Linked DNA regions of Homo sapiens: region 1 is linked to region 2. The links are chromatin contacts, found by Hi-C or POLR2A ChIA-PET in ENCODE. All regions are on one chromosome and are shown on one strand. The core of a region is the stretch at or near the end of the contact, and the rest is flanking DNA. Distances in the headings are between cores, read along the strand shown. Region 1 has its middle 9.5 kb from the start of CTAGE1. Region 2 overlaps LOC105372018 (a long non-coding RNA gene).

Evidence for each region. Hi-C counts contacts between places; a loop is a spot of excess contacts on that map. ChIA-PET counts read pairs that join two places held with the same protein, here RNA polymerase II (POLR2A). Pooled maps may share reads with other maps.
Region 1: a map of dorsolateral prefrontal cortex shows a loop between it and region 2 (2.7-fold over the local background). The contact joins two enhancer-like sites. A Hi-C loop is called at or near these places in 2 of 168 maps with a recorded cell type or tissue (dorsolateral prefrontal cortex and natural killer cell) and 2 of 50 pooled maps. POLR2A ChIA-PET finds 5 or more read pairs at or near these places in 1 of 52 experiments (OCI-LY7).

Annotation. Positions count from the first base shown.
Region 1 is chr18:22,406,686-22,410,072 of GRCh38, forward strand. No RefSeq gene overlaps it. Among named protein-coding and RNA genes, the nearest start is that of CTAGE1, 9.5 kb to the right of the region's middle. Within about 2 kb of position 1,551, at least 2 of the 41 ENCODE cell types and tissues checked have a DNase peak (open chromatin) inside an H3K27ac peak, as active enhancers do.
Region 2 is chr18:22,252,772-22,256,426 of GRCh38, forward strand. All of the region lies in intron 1 of LOC105372018 (a long non-coding RNA gene), which reads right to left. Among named protein-coding and RNA genes, the nearest start is that of GATA6, 85 kb to the left of the region's middle. Within about 2 kb of position 1,561, at least 5 of the 41 ENCODE cell types and tissues checked have a DNase peak (open chromatin) inside an H3K27ac peak, as active enhancers do.

The DNA.
Region 1 (3,387 bases), core at 301-2,800, 150 kb after region 2:
ACAGGGTCTGGAGTGGACCTCCAGCAAACCTTTGCAAGGACATGGATGAAGCTGGAAACCATCATTCTTGGCAAACTAACACAACAACAGAAAACCAAACTGAACACTCATAAGTGGGAGTTGAACAATGAGAACACATGGACACAGGGAGGGGTACGTCACACTCCGGGGCACGTCGGGGGGTGGGGGCTAGGGGAGGGATAGCATTAGGAGAAATACCTAATGTAGATGACGGGTTGATGGGTGCAGCAAACCACCGTGGCACATGTATACCTATGTAACAAACCTGCACATTCTGCACGTGTACCCCAGAACTTAAGGTATAATAATAATAATAATAAAACATGAAATAGAATAAAATAGAAAAATGCCAGACTGCATCTTCCATAATAGTACATTACCTATATGAGTTATTTACCACTGATATCAGGGCTTTTCAATTCTGAATGTGCACCTGAATCAGCTGAGGATCTTGTTACAATGCAGATTCTGACTCTAGGTCTGGGGAGGGGTCTGAGATTCTGCATTTTTAACATGCTCTTCCGGGGAGCTTACAGTCTAGGGGTGGAACACACAGGTTCAATCTTGCAAAATGGCAGGTTGTACAAATACAAATGGGAGTGCAGCAGAAAAGGAAGACTAGCTCTGCCTGAGATTTCATGGTTGAGTAGGAGTATGTTAGGCAGAGAAGCACCTGAGAGGCAGTCCAAGGAGTGACTGGCAAGTGCCAAGGACCAGTGAGCTTTTCTTGGCATGGTTACATCACTCTCTATTGCAGCTCAACATGGTTTCCAAGGCCACAACCTGATGGCAGTTGCCCCTCGTGAGTTTAAGCTAGCTCAGCCAGCAGGTGTGCTGGAGGCCTTGATGTCTTCCCTTGAAGGCCTGGCACCTGCAGTTCTGGTGGCTGTCACCTGGCGATGAGCAACGTGCTCCTGCAAATAGCAGCCTTCAGGACTTCGTGGCGCCCCTTTCCTTCCTACTTTTCCAAACTGCGCTCACAGCTCTCCACCCTGGCCCTGCCTTCCACAGATCTCACTTTCTATTTTGCATAAAGGGCCACTGCCATCTGATTTTCACTGCTTCTCCTTTCTCTTCCTCAAAAATCACTGATATTCTTTGTGTGTGTGTCTCCTTCTGCTGCAAAAGAGGAATCTGCAAGGGTGACAACTCACCTAAGCCTTGGACCTCACTTCTCCCAGCACCTCCCCCAGCCTCTCCATGTCTTGTATGCTCCCCTTCACTCACTTACAGAACCCTCTGCCCTGTTTACAAACATGCCACTTCTCCAGGCACCCAAGGGTGTCTCTAAACCCTGTTACTTTCTTAGGTTCCTTGCAAGTAGCAGCAGTGCCTTACTCCATGATAAACCCACAGCCCTAATTACTCCCCACGCTCTTCCTCATCTGCAGTGTGCATAAGCGTTGATTCAGGGAGGAAGGAATAAAATTGTTGCTGCCTCTCACCTTCTCTTCATCTCTAAACCCTGTGCCTCTGATTGTTGGTTTCTCCTGTTTCTAGCCTCCCCTGGGCTCTGGTTTCCTGTCCTAGAGGGTGTCATCCCCACATGGGCCTCAAGAGGAGCTGTGCCCTCTTTAACACCTCAGTCTATTTGAGGCCAGACACTTTTTGTTAATTACCTTCCGGCACAACTAAGACCAGTCAGAACCCTTTAAATGAGACTGAAGATTTGGGGTAAACAAATTGAAGAAACAACCTGAAACCAAATTATCCACTTGATATGGTTTGGCTGTGTCCTCACCCAAATCTCATCTTGAATTGTAGCTCCCATAATCCTCACGTGTCATGGGAGTGACCTGGTGGGAGATAATTGAACCATGGGGGTGGGTTTTTCTCATGATGTTCTCATGATAGTGAAAAAGTTTCATGAGATCTAATGGCTTTATAAAGGGCAGTTCCCCTTGCATATGCTCTCTCTTGCCTGCTGCCATGTAAGATGTGACTTTGCTCCTCCTTTGCCTTCTGCCATGATTGTGAGGCCTCCCCAGCCATGTGGAACTGTGAGTTCATTAACCCTCTTTCCTTTATAAATTACCCAGTCTTGGGTATGTCCTTATTAGCTGTGTGAGAATGGACGAATATACCACCCAACAAAGTAGGGCTTTCTCCTACAGCATTCAGTATGAGGATGCTTCCCTGCCCTGTTCCCTGTGGCAGAGAACATCTTTCCTCCTATATTGGAGCTTCTTCAAGTTCTTTTTAAACTCTGGAAGTCCAGATTCAAGAAAGTGAGACCCAGAGAGATTTGCCTCCTGCTTACCTTTTGAGTAGGAATGTCTTCACAGAAAATCCAGCTTTCCTGACATCCTGATGTCCACCCTGTTCCTGAGAGACATGAGTAAGGCCTTGATCCATGGACTGAATTGGCCGTGGCCTTCAGAATACAACATAATGAACCCAACCTCTTTAAGAGACACACGTCTAGTACCATGGTGAACGTCATTATAGGGTTACTGTCACAGACCACCATACCACCATTGACCCCATAACTGCTGAACTCATTGACCTCCTCTTGGTTTTCCTTCCCATCCATCTCGCTGAAGCTTTGGACACCACTGCTCCGTTTTGGCACTCTTTCGTCGCTTGGCTCCTGTGACACTGTCACTTCTGGTTTTCCTCCAAATTCTCAGACCACTTTCTCTCCATCTTTGCTGCCTATACTTCCCCCTTTAAATGTCAGCATTGCCCAAACTTTTGTTCTTGGCTCTCTTCTCTTTATCTTCCCAACTAATTTCCTCCACTGTGCAGGTGCTTGTCCCCAGAACTTCTAATGGTGTAGGAGAATTGGAAGCTTTACTGATTCTTTCCCTTCTCTAGACAGACAAAGCTCCTAGCTCCCCAGCATAGCCTCAAGCCACAGAAAACTTACCCCTAAGAGCTCTCATGTACCACCTTCAAAAAAGAATGGATCCTTTCCTGTTTAGCTTTCCCCAGGCTAATGCGACTTCCTCTTTTGAATACACAGGGTACTTAAAACATTTTTTTAGACTAGCTCTTATGTGACAGACACAGTTCCAGGTTCCCCACAATACACCTGTTGACTGGATAGTATTCTCTCCAAACCAGGCTTCACAGAGGTCCCAGGACCTGCTCAGAGTCACAAGAGCAGCAAGTGGTGGACCTGGGACTCTGGATACATGATGGCCACACAGTGCTGGTTGTGCCTTCTTGAGTCACCTGCCTTACTTTGCCATCCACTATTTTTAATAGCAAAAACCTCAATTACTTTTGCAGCAACTGAATATTGTGTGTGTGTGCATTTAATTCCTCTGCACATAAACTTTTGAGTAACTTTCTTATTTTTCCTTTCAGCTCTTGGCACCAAGCTTTTAGTTTGAATTTTGGAGACAGTCTCAATTTTAAATA
Region 2 (3,655 bases), core at 311-2,810:
CTATCAAACCCACACAGACAGAGGATACCATATATACCAACATACTGAATGGTCTCTGGAATTTACTTTAAAGAGGTCATACTATAAGTAGGGCAATTGAAAACGGGGTCTGCATTTTTTTCCCATTAAATCAGGGCTTGGTCCAACCTTATTTTGCCAACAATGAACATCCGAGATCAAATATCAAGGTTTATCCCTCAAGGCCCAGCTCTAGATGCCATTTCCTCCCAGTTTTCACAATCAAAATCCTCAGGCAGGGCACAGTGCCCACACCTGTAATCCCAGCACCTTAGGAAGCAGAGGTGCGAGGACACCGTAATCTTGATCCTCACTTCTGAAGTCACTATTTGGATTAAGTTATTCTGCTTAGCTAATGCCTATAAAAATTCCCATTCATTACTAACGGTGGAAAGCGGCTCTGACAGCCTTGCCTTCCCCTTCATCCCAGGCAGCCCCATCCTTACTAATTGGAAGGGGAGATTGAACATTCTTTGCTTTTGATCAAGATTTGTCTCCTGCCAGGAGCAAGGAAGGATGTGTAGGAGGGAATGTCTCCGATAATAACAATAACAAGAGTAATGAGTAAAAGTTTTCAACAGGATCTTGGGCAATGAAGTTACCCAGGCCATTTATACATGTTTATAGTGTGAGTGTTTTTTCTTCAGCTAACAATGGCACCAAAATGCCTTCCTTCCCTCGGCCCCCTCCCAAACACGTTGAATGGTCCTGTTTGAGCTACAGAGGAACAGCTTTCAAAACTAGACCTTTTTTTCCTGCTTATTTCTGGCAATGAGTAAATGGAAATGGGGCGGTTTTGGCCTTTGGTTATGGGAGGGCAATGCTCTCATGGTGCCTGGTTTCTGGATTTTGTGGCTGAGAGCTTCAAGTGGCCTTCTTGAGCCAGTAGCAGGGCCTGTGGTGCAGCCGCTTGTCCAAGTGACTGAGGAAACCTTTCCTTCAACTTCCCTCCTCTTCCCAGCTTGAATGTAATCGGAGTTGCTATCCCCATGTTTAAGAAACAGACTGTGACTTCAACAACAATGAACTGACTTCCTACACATCCCTCTGCACCACCTCTTGGGTGATTTAGAAGAGGAAGCAAGATTTCCTCCTCCTGGCTCCGCTGGACAGAGCCTCCTCCCGCGTGGGTCAGCCGGGCCTGGGCTCTGGGGGTGCAGGAAGTCTCTCATCCTCTCACCCCATCCACATCCTGGAACTGGAGGATGAGCAGGAAGTGGAAAGTGTCAGGCAGAGTCTTTCAAGCTCACAGTCGGCTCCGGGCAGCTCGTGGGCCTTTAGGAAAACAATACAAAACTTTCCAAATGGTTCTTTTAATGGCTCTCTGCAAACACTTTACACAGTTGTGTTTGACGCTGCCAGTCACGAAGACTCTGGGATATTTATTTTGTTTTCTTTTCATTTTGCTGCGGGGAATAAAAAGTCACGGCTGAGTGTTGTTCTCAGTAACTCTCTTCCTGGTTGTTTGGAACACCTTTGACGGTGGCTGGCCTGGGTCGGGCCCCTCCCTGTTCTCTCCTACGGGGCGAGTTACTACGGCAGCCCTCTGCCCAGGGTTCCGAAGATTAATTGGCCTGAGTGATGCTTTAAATTTGGGAGCATGCCCCCATATACCAGGGGCCAGCTGCCAGCTGTTCTGAACCTTAGGGCACACCACATCACGTCTTCAGTGCCCTCATTTGTGAAATGAAGGGGCTGGAATGGTGACGTGACCCAGGTCAAATGTTCTCTGGGTCAGTGAGCTCCTGACCAGCCCCATACAGAGACCCCCTGGAGTCTTATGGGGCAGTGACCTCAGGTGTGCTCTGAACCCTTCTCCTGAGGCGTCTTCTTTTTTTTTTTCCATAAATTTTTTAAATAAATAGAGACAGGGTCTCGCTAAGTTTCCCAGGCTGGTTTCAAACTCCTGGGCTCAAGCAATCCTCCTGCCTCGGCCTCCCAGAGTGTTGGGGTTGCAGGTGTGAGCCCCCGTCCCTGGCAGAGGCCTCTTCTCTACATTTTCCTTCTTCCCTCTTTCCAGGTGGAGGCTTCTTGCTCCTGGGGCTGACCCCTTAAACTTTTCTTCAGCAAATCCCCACTGACTTGCCGTAAGACATGATCTGGCACATTGAGCTTTCACACAGCCATCTTCTGATGTCTTTACCAGGGTGGTTATTTTATTTTTATTTTTAGCCCTAGAATGCACCAACGGGGCCCAAAGATGACAAAGTTGTAAAACTTGGCTTTGCCAATGACTTCTTTTCAGTACTCTCTAGTCTTTGCTGTGTCAGGTCACAGCACAAGCCCGGTCGGAAAATACCCTGGGGGGCTCCTCCCTGCCCTTCCCAGACTGCCTCTCCCTTTCCTTCTTTGGCCATTGAGGTAGTAATAGGAAGAAGGAGCTCTCTTTTATTTGGAGGTTGGCATTTATCAAAAATAACATTTTCCCTGACGAATTTCCAGACACTGCCCATCAACTACCTTGGGATTTCACTAATTTTGAAATGCAGACGGTTCTAAGGCACTCCCCATCTCACGAGGGGAGATCTGAGGGCAACGCCTCTTTGACTTGGTATGAGATGGATGTTCAGAATCTCCATGTGAGATGAGAAATCTCAGCTTCCTCTGATCCCAAGCTGAAGGTGATGATACTTGGCAGAGTTGCTTCAACATGGAGCCTCCCTAAATTTAGAAAGTAACGGACCATAAACAGAGACAGTATGAACATGAAACTGAAACTAAAATTGATACTTCGGGAATTATTTACCTTTCTGACTTACTAGTGAACAATTTTAGTCTTTGCTTTAAATCAGATAGACTATGTGAGTGTCTCTGTGAAGTATCTGGCACAAAATAGGTGTTCAGTTAATGTGAGCATTGTTCACTTGTCACAACACGGGTGGAGACTCCTGCTCAGAGTTAGCCTCCTCAAGGGCTGGGAGGGTGGAGGGGAGGAGAGGTGAAGACCCATACCTGCTGGCTGAGACCCCTCCTCTCTCCAGAATAGAACTGGACAGATGGGACCAGGCATGGTGGTTCATGCCTGTAACTCCAGCACTTCAGGAGGCTGAGGCAGGTGGATCACCTGAGGCCGGGAGTTTGAGACCAGCCTGGCCAACATGGCAAAACCCCGTTTCTACTAAAAATACAAAAATTAGCCCGGCATGGTGGCAGGCACCTGTAATCCCAGCTACTCAGGAGGCTGAGGCAGGAATATCGCTTGAACCTGGGAGGCGGAGGTTGCAGTGAGCCAAGATCACGCCACTGCAATCCAGCCTGGGTGACAGAGTGAGACTCTGTCTCGAAAATAAAATAAAATAAAATAAAATAAAATAAAATAAAATAAAATAAAATAAAATAAAATAAAATAAAATAAAGTAAAATAAAATAAAATAACTGGACAGATGGAACAGTCACATGTCAATGGATGCCTATGGCAGCTTGCGGGACATCTTGGAAGGAAATGGATTGATCTGCCTGATTTGGCCTAGTGGCCTGAAAGGCTTTATATATGTACAGACCCCGAGGTTCTTCTTCTTTTTTCTTTTTCTTTTTCTTTTTTTTTGAGATGCAGTCTTGCTCTGTAGCCCAGGCTGGAGTGCAGTGGCGCCATCTCAGGTCACTGCAACCTCTGCTTCCCAGGTCCCAGTTCAAGCAA